Regions from separate parts of the Homo sapiens genome. Here region 2 is linked to region 1. Evidence: chromatin loops called from intact Hi-C (ENCODE). Cell type or tissue: heart left ventricle. All regions are shown on one strand. Each heading gives the region's core, and the rest is flanking DNA. Links, peaks and the distances in the headings are about the cores only.

Evidence for each region. Hi-C counts contacts between places; a loop is a spot of excess contacts. Peaks named below come from ENCODE experiments on the same cell type or tissue, not always from the same donor. Only the 100,000 strongest peaks of a DNase experiment are listed, where the experiment ranks them.
Region 2: a loop joins it to region 1, with 2.2 times the contacts of the local background. A loop is called at or near these places in 6 of 110 quality-filtered maps.

What each region holds. Positions count from the first base shown.
Region 1 is chrX:139,928,145-139,938,530 of GRCh38, forward strand. ATP11C (ATPase phospholipid transporting 11C (ATP11C blood group)) reads right to left here and starts at 4,909. Exons shown (of 30, transcript NM_001353812.2): 1 at 3,872-4,909. The coding sequence starts at 3,898. RefSeq lists silencers at 3,936-4,095, 4,136-4,375 and enhancers at 5,156-5,505, 5,546-5,595. In heart left ventricle, for the core only: a CTCF peak has its summit at 5,086; DNase peaks (open chromatin) are centred at 3,987, 4,607, 5,007 and 5,427; H3K4me3 peaks cover 3,555 bases; H3K27ac peaks cover 1,973 bases.
Region 2 is chrX:139,755,180-139,765,565 of GRCh38, forward strand. ATP11C (ATPase phospholipid transporting 11C (ATP11C blood group)) reads right to left here. Exons shown (of 30, transcript NM_001353812.2): 21 at 8,137-8,239; 22 at 6,782-6,927; 23 at 2,629-2,688. Among named protein-coding and RNA genes, the nearest start is that of MCF2, 52 kb to the left of the region's middle. In heart left ventricle, for the core only: a CTCF peak has its summit at 4,697 (motif pointing left); no DNase peak of the experiment used is centred there.

The sequences.
Region 1 (10,386 bases), core at 697-8,696:
AAGACTAGGGAGCCATACAAGTTAAAAGGCAATTATAACACAATATGATTTAAAAAAAAAAAGTTGCTTTTAAGTATGGTCAAGTTCAACTGCTAAACCTAGACCTCTATGAACAGCCATGTGGGAGCCGAGATACACAGACCATTTGTAATAGTTGTGCAAATGTAAAAATATTGCAATACATACATACAGATATATTTCTAAACACAGTAAAATAAAATCAATATTTTCCCGCTCGTCAATGTCAGGCCAGGATTATTAGTAAAGTGAAACAGAAAAAAAAAAATGTTTAATTACTCTGATAGTTTAAAGGGGAAACTAAAAACCTTCTTGCTCCTGGGGAAAAAACAAAGCAATTACCTGAACTATTTTCTTAATTGCCTCCATATATTGCTTCATTAGACTAGCCTTGCCTTGGACTCAAAGCAATAAATTAGCTACCTATTTCATTAATTCTTATTTTGTATTTTTTAGTCTTATTTTAAATTTCCATTCTTCCTTATGCAGTCTAATTTCTTCCTAGTCCTGGGCATCTTCTGTGTGATATTATGATTATATGCTACATGCTTTATGAAACCAAAGCAGTTTAAGGGCTTCTAGAATCAGAGATTTAAATGTACTCCAGTATTTCACACTCACAATTAAGCTTTCATGTATCAAAGGTCTAGAAATGCATACCTGTTAACTATCACTGACAAGCTAAACTGACAGCATCCTCTTGACCAAGCCCCCAACCTACTTTATCAAGAAATCTCTTATTTTGAATCTTTAGTATAAAATAATTTCATAAGCCAAAAAGAGGGGGGAATTGTTTTTAGACTTTCAATAAATCTTTAAACCCAAGAGAACACGTTACTATAGTCACTAGGAATTGCATTAAGAATAAAACAAGACAGGATAACATAAAAGTCCATGACCCTTAAATCTCAACTAGTCCAGACTTCTGATTAAATATGCCTTTGAAGAAAATAAATTGTACAGACAGAGTTATTATTACTTATTTACTGTATTTATGGAGATGTTGACTTGAGAACAGGTGGTGCTTTTATTGCACTCAGAGACATCCAACTCTTAAATCCTTTAGGACACCCTCTACATGCCTCAACCCTAAAATGCTATACACCAAATCCACCAATTTCTTTCCACCTCAAAACTGTCAAAAGGAAAGTCATAATTCATCAGAAAGAAAGGAACACAGTTATTAATGGCAAAGAAGTCAAGACCATGTATTTAAAAAAATACAATGAATCACTATTTTCTTTTAGCTTGAAATTGGAAAACTCGAAAAATAAATGGCATTTCAAAAATGATTCAGCAAACACAACTGAGCTATAGAAGATGATGCTTGTAAGAATCCTAAGGGATTCTTCCACGTCAGGTTTAAAATATAAAGGAAGCACTTCTCTAATATGTAGTCTAGTTTTCAATAACCAACAACTACAATCAACACCACTGTAATTTATTTCACAATCAAAACCAATATCAGACACGTACAGGTACACTAAAAAAACAACTCATTTTGAAAGGAATTCATAGCTCTATTTCTAAAATATTAAAACAATCATAAGACAACTCACAACCTTGACTACATCTATACTGCTGTGAAAGTCTCAAAGTTCCACTCAAATCTTTAATTCTAGTCTTCTAGTAATTCAAATGGAAGTACCCCTCAAAGAATTTGTCAGGCAAAAGAGGAGAACAGCGCATGGTTTACTGATCTAAGAGATGGAAAAATTGCCCCCCTCCCCCAAATTTTGAAGCCGTTTTTTAGCAATGATTATTTGATAGTAATTTTCACATTCAGTCCAACGGTATGCAGATTAATTCCTTGCCCTGGGCCTAGGGCTCAGACACAACTCCTAAGAACCTTCCAGCTTACCGCACTGGTACAAATTCCTGATACTTACCACAGTCATGGCTGCGCAGGAAAATGTGAACAGCTGAATATTCCAGCTGCAACAATAAGGTCAAAGCTCATTTCAGTATTAGCAAAAGTGATTCTCTGCTGAGATCTTGGTCGGGGATGCAAAGTACTAGCCTCAAACCTGCAGGCTGGCACCTCAACAACTGCTGCAAATTCTACTGCATGCCCTGGCTTCCTGGGCCAGCACTGCTTAATTACTAGACTCTGATACGATGCAGATCACTTTTCGCAAAAGGGAAGCAATGGGCTTTTAGACCAATACTTGAGTTGTTCGGTTTCAAATGTTCAAATCCTTAAAAAAAAAAAAAAAGGATTTCAACAACTTAAGTTTAATGATTTTATTATGATTCAGAGCCCAGTTGTTTTCCACCATAAGAGTGCCACGTGAAAAGATTATCCTTTTCCTAAATACAATTAGCTTTCATTGCCACCTTTCCCTTTTTGTCACCCCCACGCAACACTCCAAGATCACAAGAATCTATGTGAAACAGCTATTAAGAACAATACCCGCTTGCATTCTCAGGCTAAATGTGAGAAACCAATTTTAGTCACTTGCTTCAGCAAAGCTATCAGTACAAGCCATCACCTACGGATTTCAAGATGATTGATATGTACAACCTCTACTGCTCTATGCCACAGGTAATAATCTGTTCCAATTTCATACTGCATGTTCCTGGGTGGGGTCAACATTTAGAAAACCATTAACACAGCACTATTCTAAAAAGGGATGTGCAAGTATTACTTTTAGCCAGTGTACACTTGTGAAAGTTTCAAATGAAGGAAAAATGAGAGCAAATATATCCGATGTATGAAAAATGTTAGCAACGTTTTGATTAGGAATAATTGCATGAATAAAACCAAATCGACATGTTCTCAAAAGATATATTTTAAGGCAGGTAGAGGAAAGCACTCAGCTTTCAACCCTTTTTCCTAACTACAGAAAAATCAAAATTTGCAGATGAACCCTTTCTTCCACATCATTGGCAGAAATAAAATCCTATTCCCGCCACCACCTCTTGCAATTAAGGAAGTTGCTACAAATAGCAGCACGGAACGTAAATGGTCCTGTTTCGCTCCATTCTTAATGTACCCTCTAGGAGTAAACAGGTTACTCAAAAAAGTCAGTAGCCAGAAAGCGATTTTCCCTATGGCTAACTCCCATGAAAATGAAATTCCCTTTTCTGGGGATTCTGAAGGGGGTAAACGTGGACGGAGGAGTCCAGTCACAGTCCGCCTTCTCCCATGGGTTCAAGGTCTGGAGTGCTCAGTCCTCCGCGAGGCTTCAGACCAGAGATCGGCAGCACGGGCAGTGGCGGCGCAGCCTCCTCGCGGCTGCACATCCACCCGGCCCACCCTGACAATCACGCTCGCCTTTCAAACACCCTAAAGGTGAGCTTTGTAGGCTGGGTCTCCAAAGTTTGCCCGGCCTCCGGTCAGAAGCCGCCCGCTGGCTGAGCCCTAGGCAAGGCTGAGTCTTGCCCTAGTCTCCGGCTCCCTCAGCCCCCAGCTCTTCTTTTGGGCCACCGTGACAGGTCTAGGTTTACCTCCATGTGCTCGTGGCAGAGGAAACAAAAGAAAGCAACCTCCCTGAGAATAAAACGCCATCTTCGACTAATTGGCAAACTGAGGGGTCCCCGGGTCGGTCCCCCCACGAGTCCCCCCCACCACCCAGCCCGAAGGCGGCCCCCAGTTTCAGGCAGAGTTTGTAACAGCTCCGGGAAGCCCTGGTCGAATTGTCCTGGGGGCGAGGGTGGGATACCCCGAGAGCCCTACCTGCCTCCCCTCCCCGGCCGCCTGGGCACCGTGTTTCGGTGAAAAGGAAGAAGAGGGGTGGTGGTGTCTCCCAGAGACGTAACTGCCCCCTCAGAAAATTGTTGTGAGGGACCCGGCGAAGGGGCTGGCGAGCAAGCAAACCGGCACGCGCGGAGCCGCAGCGAGTGTACTTACAAAACGATTCAAGCTCCGGCGGAACATCGCGTCGAAGGCTGCCGGGCGCTGAGCTGGGCTCTACCGGGCTGTCTGGGAAGGCGCCGTCCACAAAACACACTGCGGCGTGGGCCGGCGGCGCCAAGCGGAGCAGCGAGGCGGGCGGCCGGGCCACCCGCTCGCCGCCTGCCCCCCTCGGCTCTCCGCGCTCCCCCGCCCCCCAGCCGCCCGCAGCCTAGCCGCCGCCCCGCCTCACTCGCGGCCCGCCCCCGGCCTGCCTGACCCGGGGGCGGCGGCCCCGCGGATCGCCCTTATCTGGCCCCGGCACCCCGGGCCGGCAGCTCGCGCAGCACCCACTGAGAAGGCGAGCCCGCCGCGCGGGGGAAGGATGGCGGAGGAGCGCGAGGCTCCTCCTGTGGGGAGGGGGCGCCCCCGTCTCTCCGCCAGCGCCGGGCTCGGCACCCCGCGGGATGCGCTCTTCCCCGACGCGGCACCACCGCCCGCCTCCCCGCTGGACTCCGCGGCCGCCCCCCTCGGGGCACGGGGAACCCTCCCGAGGCACCCCGCGCCTCACCTCGCCTCAGCCCGACACTACTCCCCTGTCTCTGTCGGGAGCCACAGCCTCCCTCGCCCCGGCCCTAACTCGTCCGCCGTGCCGCGCCGCGCCGTTTCGCTCGCAGCCCCTCCTCGGTCCGCGGCTGCCGCGCCGCCCCGCGCTCTGGTCCCGCACTCGGGCCAGGGAGCCTGGGTACAGCCAACCGGCCCGCCCTGAGCCAGCCGACGGCCAGACTCCCTCTTCCGGGCGTGGTGGAGCCGGGCTCTGAGGCAGGGCACCGTGAAGACCCCAGCGCGGGAGGGGCGGGGCGGGGTGCGAGGGGGGACTAGTTCTGAAAGCCCACCCTCCTCATCTGCACCGACGAGGGTTCCCCCTCGACCCTCGCGCCGCTGTACTCCCACCTACGCGGCTTTCCCTCCTCTCAGTCTTTCTCTCGTCCTGCCTGCCCACCTAAGCCTTCTTACTTCCACTTTCTCTGAGGTTGTAAAGTCAGGCTTTGTGTCGTTGCTGCTGCGCAGCGGGGCGGGATTTCCCTGACCCCCACCCCGCCCCACCCAGGCCCCTCCCGCTCGCCCCCTCCCCCTCCTTGCTCCCGGGGCAGCCTGGGAGTTGTAGTCCAACCGTCCCCCTACTTCGCCTGGTACCGCGGGCTGGGAGCTCCCCCACACGCTAGTCCCGGGTTTGCCCAGAGGGTTGAAGAAGGAAGCGCGGGCTGAACAGCGGGTTCTCCACGCCGGCCGGCTGGGTGTGGAGGCCGGGCGCACTCGGTAGCCTTCCTAGCGGTGGGACATGTGAGAAGGCTAAATTAGGCAAAGCTCCGAATCCTGGGAGCTTTCCCTGGAACGCAAAATGTGCGCATCAGGAAACCCTCTACACCCTCGGCCCCCAGCTTAGAGCTGGAATTTGCGAAACTTTAAAAATTACAAAAGAAAAGCGAGTCCAGAATTGCCACGAGGCTGGGCATCCCTCCCAACTACCACAACCCCACCCCTTTTCACCGCCCCTTAAGGCGGGGCCCAAGGCTGTTGGAGAAGAACTTGCAGATTCTTCTATAAAAGTCAAAAAGAAGGAAAGGGAGTTCAGAGACTCTTACACGAGTCTTCCGCCTCGCCGCGTTCTCCTGCCAGTTTAGAGCTGGGGACAGGGCCCAGCCACACCACAGGCCTTCCCAAAGGTCGCGAATAGGCCTTTACTACTAGGCATAGGCGCTTCTCCTTTACCCTCCGGAGTTCGGATTCATTTCAACAAACCTTTGCTGGGAATTTTCTTTGTACCAGGCACTGTGCCAGGGCTGGACACAGCGATTTCTTAAAAGACCTCCCCAACAGGGTGGTCGCAATCTGGTTGGGGGATACAAACAAGCGAAAATGCCACGTTAGAATTTAATAATAGCTAGAGTTCAAAGTGCTAGAGAAATAGGGGAGAGCGACATTGCATCTGAAAATGGGGTTTGGGAAGTTTTCCTAAAAGCCCTGGAGATTAAACTAGCCCTTGAAACGTGGGAAGGCTTTAGAGGGACCTGACTGAGCCCAAGGGGACAAAGTCCAGGGTAGAGGGAGAGGTCGGTGAAAAAGCGCAGGACAAACTAAGAAAGAGATCACGCTGTAGTGGCAGACGCCCAGGACGTGTAGGTAAGGGCGGCTCGAACGAAAGCTAAAATCTAAAACTCTTCAAAAACATGTTACGAAGTTTGAACTTCATTCTGCGATCAACGAGAAGCCCATCTCCCAATAAAATGCAAATGCAGGAGACCTAAGGTTTGTTCCCAAACTGTCCTAACTGCCAAGAAGTAAAACCAACCGTTTTCAATTCTTCCCCTCTTATGATTCCTTCTCTGCTCACAGTTGAGCCTGTATCTAATGATTTTTAAGATTTATGTTAAATTTATATTTATATTAATCAGATATTATGATATTTTATTGACAAAAGAGATCTAAAGTTTTGCTCTCTACTGCTTTAAAGATTTTCAAATAGAGTTATTTTCTAGCTTTCTAGCTTTACCTTTTTTTTTTTTTTTTTTTTGAGACAGTCTCACTCTGTCACCCAGGCTGGAGTGCAGTGGCGCGATCTTGGCTCACTGCAGCCTCTGCCTCCTGGGTTCAAGTGATTCTCGTGCCTCAGCCTCCCAAGTAGCTGGGATTACAGATGCCTGCCACCACACCCGGCTAATTTTTGTATTTTTAGTAGAGACGGGGTTTCACCATCTTGCCCAGGTCTCGATCTCCTGACCTCAGGTGATCCACCCGCCTCGGCCTCCCAAAGTGCTAGGATTACAGGCGTGAGCCACCATGCCCGGCCTCTAGCTTTACTTTTATTGAACACAGCAAATACTGTAATTTCTTCACTAGTTTATTTGTTGAACGACTGCTATGTGGCAGACATTATTCTAGATACTGGAATTGGGAGGTGGAGGAGGTTATTGTCTTTAGTTCTAGGTATAAGTCTAGAATTCTTACCAAAATACATCCTTATCAATAAAATAATAAACTAATTTAGACATTTGGGGATACAAGTGCTTGCTAGTGAATAGTAAATAATATCGTTCCAAATTCAATTCTGTTAAACAAGTGGAAAAAATGTACTTTGCTTATAGATTCAAACAGATCAACTTTAAAAAATATTAGAGACCTGAAATTTTTTTTTGTTTGCATTATGCTCTCATACATACCCATTGTCATGTTACTGCAGCCTAATCACAGGAATTTTAAGATTCCTCAAGATATAGCAGTATTGGGCCAGGCGCGGTGGCTCACACCTGTAATCCCAGCACTTTGGGAGGCCAAGGTGAGTGGATCACCTGAGGTCAGGAGTTCGAGACCAGCCTGGGCAACATGGTGAAACCCTGTATCTACTGAAAATACAAAAATTATCCAGGTGTGGTGGCGGATGCCTGTAGTCCCAGCTACTCAGGAGGCTAAGACAGGACAATTGAATCGCTTGAACCTGGGAGGTGTAGGTTGCAGTGAGCCGAGATCGCACCACTGCACTCCAGCCTGGGTGACAAGAGCAAAACTCCATCCCCACCCCCCAAAAAAGATATAGCAGTATTGTTGATTTTTATTTGTTATAATTCTGCTATTTATTCTCTCAATTTATTTCAATACGCCACCTATACTCATGGGTCCAGTCTAATTTGCTCAACTATAAAAATGCAATTCCAGGCATTTTTATGGGATTTTTATTCCAGGTATTTTTATGGGAGGCCGAGGCAGGCAGATTACCTGAAGTCAGGAGTTTGAAACCAGCCTGAACAACATAGCGAAACCCTGTCTCTACTAAAAATACAAAAATTAGCTGGGCGTGGTGGCACGCACCTGTAATCCCAGCTACTCGGGATCGGGAGGCTGAGGCAGGAGAATCACTCGAACCCGGGAGGTGGAGGTTGCAGTGAGCCAAGATCGCGCCAGTACACTCAAGCCTGGGCAACAGAGCGAGACTCCGTCTCAAAAAAAAAAAAATGCAATTCTGGGGGCAGGATGGCTCACACCTGTTATCCCAGCACTTTGGAAGGCGAAGGTAGGAGAATCGCTTGAGTCCAGGAGTTTGAGTCCAGCCTGGGCAACATAGCAAGACCTCATCTTTATTTTTTTTTAATGCAATTCCATACAAATCAAAATATACTCAGCAAAACATGAAATTATGCAAGGTGATTTTTTCTGTATCCAAACTCAACCTGAAATTAGAGCTACTCTCACACACATCCTTCAGAGTCACTCCTTTGTGAGTTTTTTTAAGACAAGAAAAAAGATTTTGGTTCTTTTTAGTGCCTCCTCACAGTTTCCAAAGAAAACCCAGGTGTTGTAGAAAGCTGTTGTCTGTGACTATGTAAAGTAGGCCCTCAGCCAGCATTTTCATTGGGACAACTCCATTGAACAGAACTGCAAAAATGAACTTCCTCCTGCCTAAACTGTCAGAACCCCTGAAACATAACACCACCTCTTCTGGTGGATCAGCTAACTGCAACAGAAAGAAGCCCCACAGGTAGGAATTCAGAGGAAACAGTCTTGTTTCTGTCCTTATTACCAACTTGACTAGATAATGCTTGCTACCTGAGGGAGAGAAGGGAAGGAGTGCTTTCTCAATCCTTTCAGTTCTGTTGCACCATTTCTGTACTAATTACCCAGGAGCTCTTCTTCCCTATTGTCCCCACCCCCAATCTTCCATACCTTCTACCTCAACCCCTCAGAAATCTCACCATGGCAAGTGAGCAAAACAACCACTAGAGCATAGGATGTAGGCCACACCTGTGACGAAGGAGCGCAAACTGCTTCTGGGATCTGTGGGTCGGTCAGCAATTCAAGTAATCTGGCAGGAGGGGAGCGGTGCGAAGGAGTCACTTCCATCTAATACCAAAAAAAGAAAAAAGAAGAAAGAAAAAATTGAGGCTGTTGTATTAGCATCTAAATCACCCCATCATTAGCAAATCGAAGGAATTCAACTGTCTGTCTGAGCTTCCAAACATATCTGGTAAGACTATCTTTTGCCCATTTGAAATTTATTTCCCCCTTTCAAGGCTAGCCTTGATGTTTATTTATGATCAGTTTTACCTGTATCTTCCTTTTGGGCCCCTCCAATTCATTCTGTACACTGCAACCACAGAAATCTATGGCAAGCAAGTCAGATCAAATCACTCCCCTGCTTAGGACTTTTCAGTAGCTTCCCACTCTCTTAGCATAAGTTCAAAATCCTGCCTTAACATCACCAACAAGAACCCTGAATTCTCTGACCTCTGCCTTCCCTCTCTAACCTCAGGTAGACGACTTTTCCTCTCACCAGGCTCTATCCCACGCGTCTGCTTACGTTCCTTGAGTTCCCAAAGCTCCTTCTTTCTTGACAGCTTTTGCACAGGCAACAGTCTCTGCTGGAACGCTTTCACCCACCGTTGCTATTCATCCTTCAGCTCTCAGCTTAAATGTCACTTCCTCAGATGACATCAGGGCTCCCTGTTATTGCCCTCCAAATAGCCCATATTAATTACATCCTAGGGTACTGACAGATGAGGTTAGTAATCATGGAGAATGGCAGAAGTCCAAAGGGACTGAGTGATTATCTAATATTGTCTTGTTTTTCAAAAAGAGGAAGAAGATATATTCTAGTAATCATAATATTGAAGGCAGGTAAGGTTCTATAACTGACCATTAAAAGGATAGTTTTGTTTTTTTAAAAATCACCGTGGAAGGGAAGAGGCAATCGCTAGGAGCCACAATAAGTTCACTGAGGTGAAGTTTGGCCTTCAAGATTCTGTAGAAATTACTTCTTTTTTTTTTTCGAGGCCAAGTCTCACTCTCTCGCCCAGGCTGGAATGCAGTTGCACGATCGTGGCTCACTGCAACCTCCGCCTCCCGGGTTCAAGCAATTCTCCTGCTTCAGCCTCCTGAGTAGCTGGGATTATAGGCACCCACCACCACGCCCTACTAAGTTTTGTATTTTTAGTAGAGACGGGCTTTCGCCATGTTGGCCAGGCTGGTCTCGAACTCCTGACCTCAAGTGATCCACCTGCCTCAGCCTCCCAAAGTGCTGGGATTACAGGCGTGAGCCACCACACCTGGCCAAGAAATTTCTAATTCAGAATTTAACATCCTACAAAACTATATTGAGAGGATAGAGAAGAGGTTAGAAAGATATGGCATAAAAAGACTAAATCTTCATGATTGTAATCCCAGCACTTTGGGAGGCCAAGGCAGGTGAATCATGAGGTCAGGAGTTCAAGACCAGCCTGGCCAAGATGGTGAAACCCCGTCTCTACTAAAAATACAAAAATTAGGGCGTGGTGGCGGGTGCCTGTAATCCCAGCTACTTGGGAGGCTGAGGCAGAGAATTGCTTGAACCCAGGAGGCAGAGGTTGCAGTGGACCAAGATCTTGCCACTGCACTCCAGCCTGGGCAAGAGAACAAGACTCCTTCTCAAAAAAAAAAAAAAAAGACTAAATCTTTATCCCCAATAATAAGAAGTTATTGGTTATTGTCCAGATATATTAATA
Region 2 (10,386 bases), core at 1,263-9,262, 170 kb before region 1:
TACACCAACAACATCCAAGCTGAGAGCCAAATCAGTAACATAATCCCATTCACAACAGCCACAAAAATAATGAAATGCCTAGAAATACAGCTAACCAGTGAGGTGAAAGATCTTTACAATGAAAATTGCAAAACACTGCTCAAAGAAATCAGAGATGACACAAACAAATGGAAAAACATTCCATGCTCTTGGATAGGAAGAATCAATATTGTTAAAATGGTCATATTGCCCCAGGCAATTTACAAGTTCAATGCTATTCCTATCAAACTACTAATTACATTCTTCACAGAATTAGAAATAAATATTTTAATATTCATATGGCACCAAAAAAGAGCCCAAATAGCCAAGGCAATCCTAAGCAAAATGAACAAAGCTGGAGGCATTACAATACCTGACTTCAAACTATACTACAGGCTACAGTAACCAAAACCGCATGGTACTGATACAAAAACAGACCAATGGAACAGAATAGAGAGCCCGGAAAAAAGGCCACATATCTATGACCATGTGATCTTCAACATAGCTGACAGAAACAAGCAATGGGGAAAAGAATCCCTATTCAATAAATGGCACTAGGATAACTTGCTAGCCACATGCAGAAGATTGAAACTGGACCCGTTTCTTATGCCATATACAAAAATCAACTCAAGATGGATTAAAGACTTAAATGTAAAACCTAAAACTATAACCACCCTGGAAGATAACCTAGGATATACCAGTCTGGACACAGGAGCTGGCAAAGATTTCATCGCAAAGATGCTGAAAGCAATAGCAACAAAAACAAAAACTGACAAATGTTACCTAATTAAATAAAGAATTTCTGCATACAAGAAGATGACTATCAACAGAGTAAACTGACAACCTACAAAATGGGAGAAAATATTTACAAATGATGAATGTGACAAATATGTAATATCCAGCATCTGTAAGGAACTTACATAAATTTATAAGCAAAAATCAAACCACCCCATTAAAAAGTGGGCAAAGGACACGAACAGACACTTTTCAAAAGACATACACGCAGCCAACAAGCATATGAAAAAACGCTCAACATCACTAATCATTAGAGAAATGCAAATCAAAACAAAAACGAGATACCATCTCACACCAGTCAGAATGGCTATTATTAAAAAGTCAAAAAAGTAACAGATGCTGGCAAGGTTGCAGAGAAAAGGGAACACTTGCAGAATGCTGGTGAGAATGTAAATTAGTTTAGCCATTGTGGAGAGCAGTGTGATGATTCCTCAAAGACCTTAAAACAGAATTACCATTCAACCCAGCAATCCCATTACTGGGTATATACCCAAAGGAATATAAATTATTCTACCATAAAGACACATATACACGTTTACTGCAGCATTCTTCATAATATCAAAGATATGTAATCAACCTAAATTCCCATCAATGGTAGACTGGATAAAGAAAATGTGGTACATATATACCATTAAATACTATGCAACCATAAAAAATAAGATCATGTCATTTGCAGCAACACGGATGGAGCTGGAAGCCATCATCCTAAGCAAACTAACACAAAAACAGAAAACCAAATACAGCATATTCTAACTTATAAGTGGGAGCTAAACAATGAGAACATATGGACACAAAGAAGGGAACAACAGACACTGGAGTCTACTTCAGGGTGGAGAGTGAGAGGAGGGAGAGGATCAAAAAGCTACCTATCAGGTACTATACTTTTTACCTGGGTGACAAAATAAACTGAACACCAAACTCCTGTGGCATGAGTTTACCTACATAAACCTGCACATGCACTCCTGAACCTAAAAGTAAAAAAAAAAAAAAAAAAAAAAAACTGCCAAAGAATTAGGAAAAAATCACTTCCTACCAGGAGGACCCAAGAAGAATACATAAGTGTATTCATAAGTGTACTTTGTATTCACAGAAGCATATATAAAGCTTGCCTTTGAAATTTAGAAACTTAACACCTATGGCAATGTGGTAGCTCAGTTTGGCAAAATCACTGAACTTCTCATAGATTAATTATAAAATTTCTGAGTCACTGAGTACTATAGCTCCTGTATTTCGCTGTATTTCGCTATACCTCCCACTAGAAGCAATGCCAAATCCATTTCAGTTTTTAAAACAAAGATGTCTCGCCATCCTACCACTTATGTATCAAGTTAATATATAGCATATTCCTTATGTAATACATGTTCAGAAAACAATAGAAGGCAAAACATCTATAGCTGCTTTACGTAATCCAAAGCTTTCTCTAGGAATCACAGGTTCTTGGCTAGCTTAAAGATTAATGCTTTTCTATAAAACTAACCTGAAAGCCTGCAAAGTTGGGAGATTCCATTTGATGAAATATTAAACTATAACATTTTAGAATTATGAAACACTTTTTATACATTGATAAAAAGAAAAAATTCAAAATACTCTTTTTAATGTTATCACAACTCCAACAGGATGTACCAAAAGCATTTCAAAATGAAGGTAACAATAAGAAAACTAGAAAAGCAAAGACATAAACATTTGCTGTTGTCAAAACCAAGAGATCATTTTACTTTGTACATACATCTCTAATCTCTAGAAATCTAATATATAAGGGTAATTTATTAACAGCAAATGTAAACTATATTATAACGAATAACTTGAGAAACAAACCTGTTGTGAGAATCCACAGAAGAACTGGTACAAAAACTGTGGCAAAATGAAACAAAGGTTCTGAAAAAAAAAAATTAAGACAAGGATTAACATTTTCACTTAATCAACTTGCTAAACTAAAATGGGAAACTATATTCCAAATAGTTTATAATTATTCCTAAATCCTTCTAATGTCAGAATGCAATAAACCTCTATTCCACAGACATAAGGAAACAACTAAAACAATGATTAATTCATATTAAGGCCAACTTTTGCCCTATCAAGGCAGAAGAGGATCTTATTTACTTTATGAGAATCTGTTGCTGTCCTTCTTCCAGGAAATAAATGAGCTCCTCCAATATGAACACCTAATGATACTGTATCTTTAACACCAATTAGATTTGCAAATCATATAGTAGACTGACAATGCTGTAAGTGTACATTTAAAGTCAATTAATGCCAATAAATAGTTGGGAAATTATTATAGATTATGTTGACACTAACAATATCAACTAACGCTTTAATGCCTTTATTACTACCTCATCAAACAATCAACATATCATTACTGAGCATCTACTACACACAAAGGTGGCACACAGATGATAACAAAAAAAGAGTCAACTTCTTTTTCCTAAGTCAGGGCTCCCCCGCCCCTCCCCCGAGGCTGCACAGCAGGAGGTGAGTGGCAGGCAAGTGAGCATTAGGGCCCGAGGTCTCTGGTGCCAAAAAGGTTGGGGACCACTGTCCTAAGGGACTTATTATTTAATTTGAGAAATACTAAAAAGACAAGCAGAAAAGAAACACAAGCTGGGAATTCATAAGGTAGTAAAAGCTACTAAGTGTGATTATAAAATACTGAAAGTAATGTCTTTAAGCAAAACTACCAGCACGAGAATTTTCAAATAAGTGCTATCCTTCAAAGCAGGCTGTGAGCTTTTTTACTGTTACTTGGTCATGATGTCTCTGAACTTCTCTTCAAGAAGCCCCTTCAAGAGCCCACTTTCCAGTCATGCCAGAAAACCAGTCTCCTCCCTTCTGTCAGCTAATTTCTCCAGAATTAGCTCTAGGAGACTTGAGACTGTTTTTAAAAATCAAATGCAACCTCAAAAGATGAACATCTACCACAGCTGAGGATATTTCGATCAATGTACTACTGGCTCTGGAGGATGTTTCTAAAGAAATGAGCTCAACAGGTTTTGAATTGCCCCTGCAGCATGAGTCAGAGCTCCCAAGGTCATCACCTGGAAAAGCAACACTCATTTATACATTATCAGTTCTGGTACAATGCAAAATATAGTCCATAGTATTCCTAGAGTCACAGTTTATGAAAAAAATAAGTGTTCTGAGGTTGAAGCAGGTAGAGCTCAGTGGGGATCATGGGGATGCTCCATTGAGAAGGGAGAGCAGGTATCTACCTCACCCACCAGAATGTAAGTCTCATGAGAAAAGGGACACTGCCTGTCTTATTCCATGGTGTATCCTCAAGCACCTAAAACAGGCCTTGGCACATGGTAACACATTTAAAATATATTTGTTCACCGATTGAATAAACAACTTAGAACTCGAACTATGAATAAAGATGAATAGGACATGTTGATGGCAGGAACCAAGGCAAGAATGTATATATTTTAAACTTATATGGTAAGACAGGGTCACACTGTGGGGTGCATTAAAAGCCAGACTAAAGCTGAGACGGTGGAGAGTAAAGGTTCTAAGGGACAAGTTGAAAAGTGGCATTCTTTAAACACTAATCTAGTTGAATTATGTAAGGAGGATTAAATGGAGAAACAGAAGGCAGGAAGACCTGTCACTGAAGTACTCCGGGAGTGGGCAATAACAATTTGAAGATGCAATGGCGAGAGGATGGAAAGACTTCTCAGCTCAGCCAAATAGAGTTGAAAATTTTAGAAATCCTCTTCGCACAAAAGATAGTAATAAAAAAGAAATACTGCTGAGTCAGTAACCAAGATGATAATGGGCCTAGAGATACTAACGAAGACAGAGGATATCATCTACATAAATAACCACTGGTCAACATTTGCCATTTTAACGCTTGTTTTGCTCTCCTTAACAGAGCATTCCTTCCATCTGGTGGCAGTTGCTTAAATTGCAGGCCAAAACTCAAAAGAGGCAAAATAAGCCTCTGAAATAGGTTCAGATTACTAGGCAGATCTGTATGACAAATCTTCAAGGGATCTCCTACTAGGTGAAGGTCAAGAGAGAATAACCCTTTATTTCCATGAGCTGCTGTTACTGGGTGCAAGGCCCAAAAGACCCTAACTGTGACACATAAAAAGTCCTGGATTTGGAGTAAATGAATCTATGGTGGAACATCTAGCTCTGTCACCTCCTGGATGGAAAGCCAAAGGCAAGTTATACCATCTCTCTGAGCTCTACTTTCCATGTATTTTAAATGGAGATACTACTACTTGACTCATAGGATGTTTGTGAGGATTACATTTTTTAAAAAGTGATTTTGTGAACTCACAAAATACCTTACACATATTGGGTTACCATCATCATTATCATCATTTTCCTCCTCCACAGTGTTTGGCCTGGCTACCAGCAGATACTGGCTACCAGGGTCTTAGAAAATTTGTGAAACTGGGTTCATAGTTTTATAAATATGTATTTTCTTTAAATATAAAGTTAGTAAGAAAGACCTAGGGTTGACTATAGACAACTGACACACAAAATCAGGTGCTGAGCTTTAACTCTTATAAAATATAGGGTATGAAATTCAAATATCATAACTACTTGAATTATATACTAAATACTATATGATTTGAGTAGTTGGAAGATGCACTAAATACTCTACCTACAAACTAGAATCTAATTAAGAAATTTGGTAAATTCTATTCCCTGGTAGACAATAACAAGTATGCAGACTCAGTCTAACGTATACGCTAATGCTTGGTGATAAAACGGAAACCAAGGTATTGTTGAGGAAACTACTTCAGTGTCCAATATTGGGGATTTGCAATGTTGCACAATTATCATGTTTTGGAAGAATATTAAATTGGGTGAGAAAAATGTTCACAACATAAATTAAGTGAAAAAGGCAAAGTGCAAAGCAATATGTATTATACCAATACGTACAAGGTTTCTTTTGGAAATGATAGAAAAGTTTTAGAATTAGACAATGATGATGGTTGCACATCATAGTGAACACATTATAAGTAACTGAATTATACACTTTAAAATGGTGAATTTTAGGCCAAGCATGGTGGCTCAAGCTTGTAATCCCAGCACTTTGAGAGGCTGAGGGGGGCAGATCACTTGAGGTCAGGAGTTTGAGGCCGGCCTGGCCAACATGGTGAAACCCTGTCTCTATTAAAAACACAAAAATCAGCCAGGTGTGGTGGCATGTGCTACTCGGGAAGCTGAGGCATGAGCATCATTTGAACCCAGGAGGCAGAGGCTACAGTGAGCCGAGATCGCGCCACTGCACTCCAGCCTGAGCAACAGAGTGAGACTCTGTCTTTAAGAAAATTTTTCTTTAAAAAAAGGTGAATTTTGTTAAATTATATCTCAAAAAAATTGTAAAAACCTCAATGTAGTGTATAGTGTATAAAAGTATAAAAAAAGTACATATGTTAATTTGTACAGACAAAAGACCAGCAAGGTCACATATCAAAGTGTTACCACTGGTTCTCTTGGTTGACATGCTTATAGACAATTAGAAATGACTGCAAAAATTTCATTTTAGAAAATTTTTATTTTTGTAGAGACAAGGTCTCATATTATTGCCCAGGCTGGTCTCAAAATCCTGACCTCAAGTGATCCTCCCGCCTTGGCCTCCAAAAGCACTAGGATTACAGGAATGAGCCACTACCAAGCCAAAATGTTCTATTTTTTGATTGGTGTAATGGTTACATGGATGTATACATTTGGCAAAACTCATGGAACTGTACACTTTTGATGAATACACTTTATTGTATTTAATTTACATTTCAATAAGGAGGGCTTAAAAATTCCTATCAAAAATTTTGCATCAAAAGGCATTTCTGGTTTCTGATTCATCCAATAGACCACCTCTGCTTTGTTGACTGCAAATTTCAGTATGAGATATCAAAAGCAGCATTAAAAAAAAAAAAGGAAGAACAAAACCATGACCAAGCTGAGCCAATGCTGGATTAAAAAGAAATTAAATTACATATATTTTATCACATACCTTATAGAAGAAGTACTGTACAAGGTGTGCTATTCTCACATAATATAGATGTCCATGAGCCAACAGCAGTTTCTTTAAGTGTTTAAACTTTGGAACAGAATAATCGCTATTCCTAGCTGCTTGGCGACCTTCTTTGCCTTTAATACCTAAAAGAGAGTATCTCTATATGGTGAGCATTTTCTAGAATAAATGACTCCCTGATTTATCTTCACAGTTTCAACTTGGTTTAATGTTATAGTTCAATTCTATCAATTAGTTTTCCTTTTTTAAAAACCAAAAGAGCTTTCTTTAACAGTGACACTGAGACTTACCAAATAATTTAACTAAGTTTAACTGGTAACTCCCTATTCGTAATACAGTATACAACAATTAAATAGAATCATTATTTCAATCATTACAAGGTAAAAATTATCTGAAGAAAAAAACTCAACTTAAAAATAATTAAGTCACTCAGTAAGTGCTTAATTGTGTATGACGCTAGACTAGGTGCTATATTAAGGGAACTCAGAAACCTGGGGTTTGTGGTCTAGGAGTTCAATGAGAAGACGGTGAAATTCTTTCATGTATGAAACCCTGACTAGCAGCGCAAGGGTTCTATGAGCTCGAGCAGCTTTAGGCCATTTGACACTTGGATAACCAATGAGTAGTACTTCAAGTTGCACAAGAAATAGGAATACTTCCAAATGAAAAGAACAGTTTGGGAACCTAAACTGCAGTACAATAATTCCCAAGATATGAATTCCATATCTGGCCCCACCACCCTGCCAAAACAAACAAACTAGCTAACTAACTTGCTGGGGAGTTAGTTGTGTTGCCTAATAGCAACCAGAGAAGGGAAAAAAAATGGTACAGGTGGTGGAAAAGCTGTTGTTGCATGTCAATATATAAATTCAACACTACAGCCCAAACCACCCATTAATACTGCCATGTTGAAAAACAGCCAACCAATTATCATTTCTTAGCCCCAAACAGTTGAGATGTCAAAAGATATAGTACAGCAACATAAGCAGGCAGTCTGGCCAGGGGCAGAAAATCAATAAAAATTTCATGCATGCTGTCAAAGTAAGAGCTAAACAATCAATTGTGCTGCCAGTAGCTTTGGGAAATTCACTCTACTTGGCTAATTGAAAAATATCCTTTAACTTTGTTACATTGCTACATTTCTACCATGGGGTAGGACCTTGGGATGGACATGTTGCATGATCAGATGAGGCCTCCATTTAATTAACAATTATCATTCCAAAATTCAAATTCAAGATGAGTAACCAAAACAGTCACTCTAGAATGTAAGACCACACTACCTAAAAGCAATACTGATACTTTTCACAGCTGCCATCTCATTAGATGTATCTTACCTATTCCCACATGGGATTCCAAGATCATACTAACATCATTGGCACCATCACCTATCGACAGAGTTATTGGGCTGCCTTTTAAATTCTTCACCATTCTGACAATCTAAATATTAAATACAAAAGAGGTGTAAAAAAGGTCAAAGAAGAATGTAAGACTGGGCTACTTTAGGGGTTTATGCCTCATTCACACTTGTAAATAGCAGCCTTGCAAACAGAAAGGTAGTTTGTGCATATACAGTCATCCCTCAGTATCCTTGGAGGACTGGCTCCAGGACGCTCGTAGATACCAAAATCCTCCTGCATACTTTAAATCATCTCTAGGTTTCTTTTAGTAACTAACTACAACGTAAATGCTATGTAAATAGCTGTCATACTGTATTGTTTTAAAATCGGTATTATTTTTATTGTTATACTGTTCGTTGTTTTAGTTTTATTCTAATATTTTCAATCCACAGTTGTTTGGATCTGTGGATGCAGGACCCATGGATACGGAGGGCCAACTGTAATATGTACAATAGTGTCAAATTCACAGATGCAGAACACAGCCATTCAAAATGTAACACCAGCACCCACTTGTCCTAGTTCTATGCATATATGAACTATCAAAAACTTTGCCTCTCATGCATATTAGAGGTCAATACATTTCCTTCTTTTTTCATTGCATCATGTGTTCTTTCAGATCAGATGTTGAATGTGTGACAGTAGAAGCCAGAAAGCTGATTTGGGGTAACATACATAAGGCCACCAGAACCAAGTAGGAAGTCAGAGAACAATGTTTTTGGTTACTTTCTACTCTCTCCTCCCTGCTGACACTCTCACCTTCCCTAGGAGCACATCAACCCTTATTCCAACTTACCTAATGTTAAATTATTGCACCTATCTGGATGCCAACTAAACTTTAATAAATCTCTCACTGCTCAATATGGTCTGACCTCTCCTACGAGTAGCTGTATTTTAAAAGAGGTACACTAAAGGGGTTGACATTTGCAGAAAGATGTCCAAGATATGTGTACAAAGCCTGTCGCTATTCCCTGAGTGTTTCTTCAAGATGTATAAATGTACTGAATAAAATGTTCATCCCTGGTATTAAAATACTTCTGCCTTGGGGTTCTCCAAAAACCTCCTGGCAGAGTTACTTGTGGGAAGTGCATTGGGTGATCAGCTGCCCTCTTACCCTATGTTTTAGATAATCACTGTTTGATGTGGCAAGCCACAAAACCCCTTGGAATCTAGCGGCTTAAAAAAAAATAATTTAGTAGCTAAATAATGCTTTGCAAAAATACTGTCCTCACAATTGTTCTGACCAGTTAACATAAATAAAATCCATTTTCAACATAACTGAAGTGATGAAAAATAATTCATGAGGCTAAGGCACCCTGCAGTTATTTCTTTAAATAGAATTCAATCAGGTTTTAGTTGTATTAAATAGTACAAAAAACCCCACATCCAATTCCACTTAACACAAAAATGATGTGACTATGAAATGCCAGCTTCCCCCAATCCCTCCCCTCAACTTGGTTCTTCTTAAAAACTTTACAGAAGACTGTCAGAAATAACCTGTAAGTGAAAGAATAAAAGACAAAATTAAAGAACCCAAACTAAATGTGTTTTTAATAGGCTACAATAATGGTTAACTAAGTGCACCTGTTATACTGTGTGCAGTAACGATTTGCACCTCAAGGAAAAAATACGCACCCAAGGTTTAGGGAAGGCAATAAAATTATCAAGGGTGACAGCTTCTGCATGAAAACATAGACTAAAAAGAGTAAAACTCTCCACTGTAGAAAGATAAAAGGATATACAATCATGGACCATAAAATCATGAAGGGATTTAGATTCGTAAACATGGACTTTTTCACTCAGCCCTAGATCAAATGGATTAAGACCTCTTCAATCTCTAGGATAGCTTCATGAAAAAAAAAAATATTTTACCAAAAGCTATTCATCAAGTATAATAGCTTGCTTTATATTGTATACAGGAATGTGCTAAGAGCCAAAACAGATATAAGGTTTCATCACACACCTTAAAAAGCATATAAATGAAGTAGTAGAGTTAGGTCATGAGTACAAGAATATTAGATAAGCAGATTAACAATACAAGGTAACAAAATGTAGCATCTGTGCAGGAATGTATGATATTGTCATCCATGTAAGAAGGCCTAGGATGTCAGAGAAGGGAGAAGATACCATACATGCCAGAGTGATCAGGAATTTTACAGAAGGACGAGTGATTTGATCTAAATCATGAAA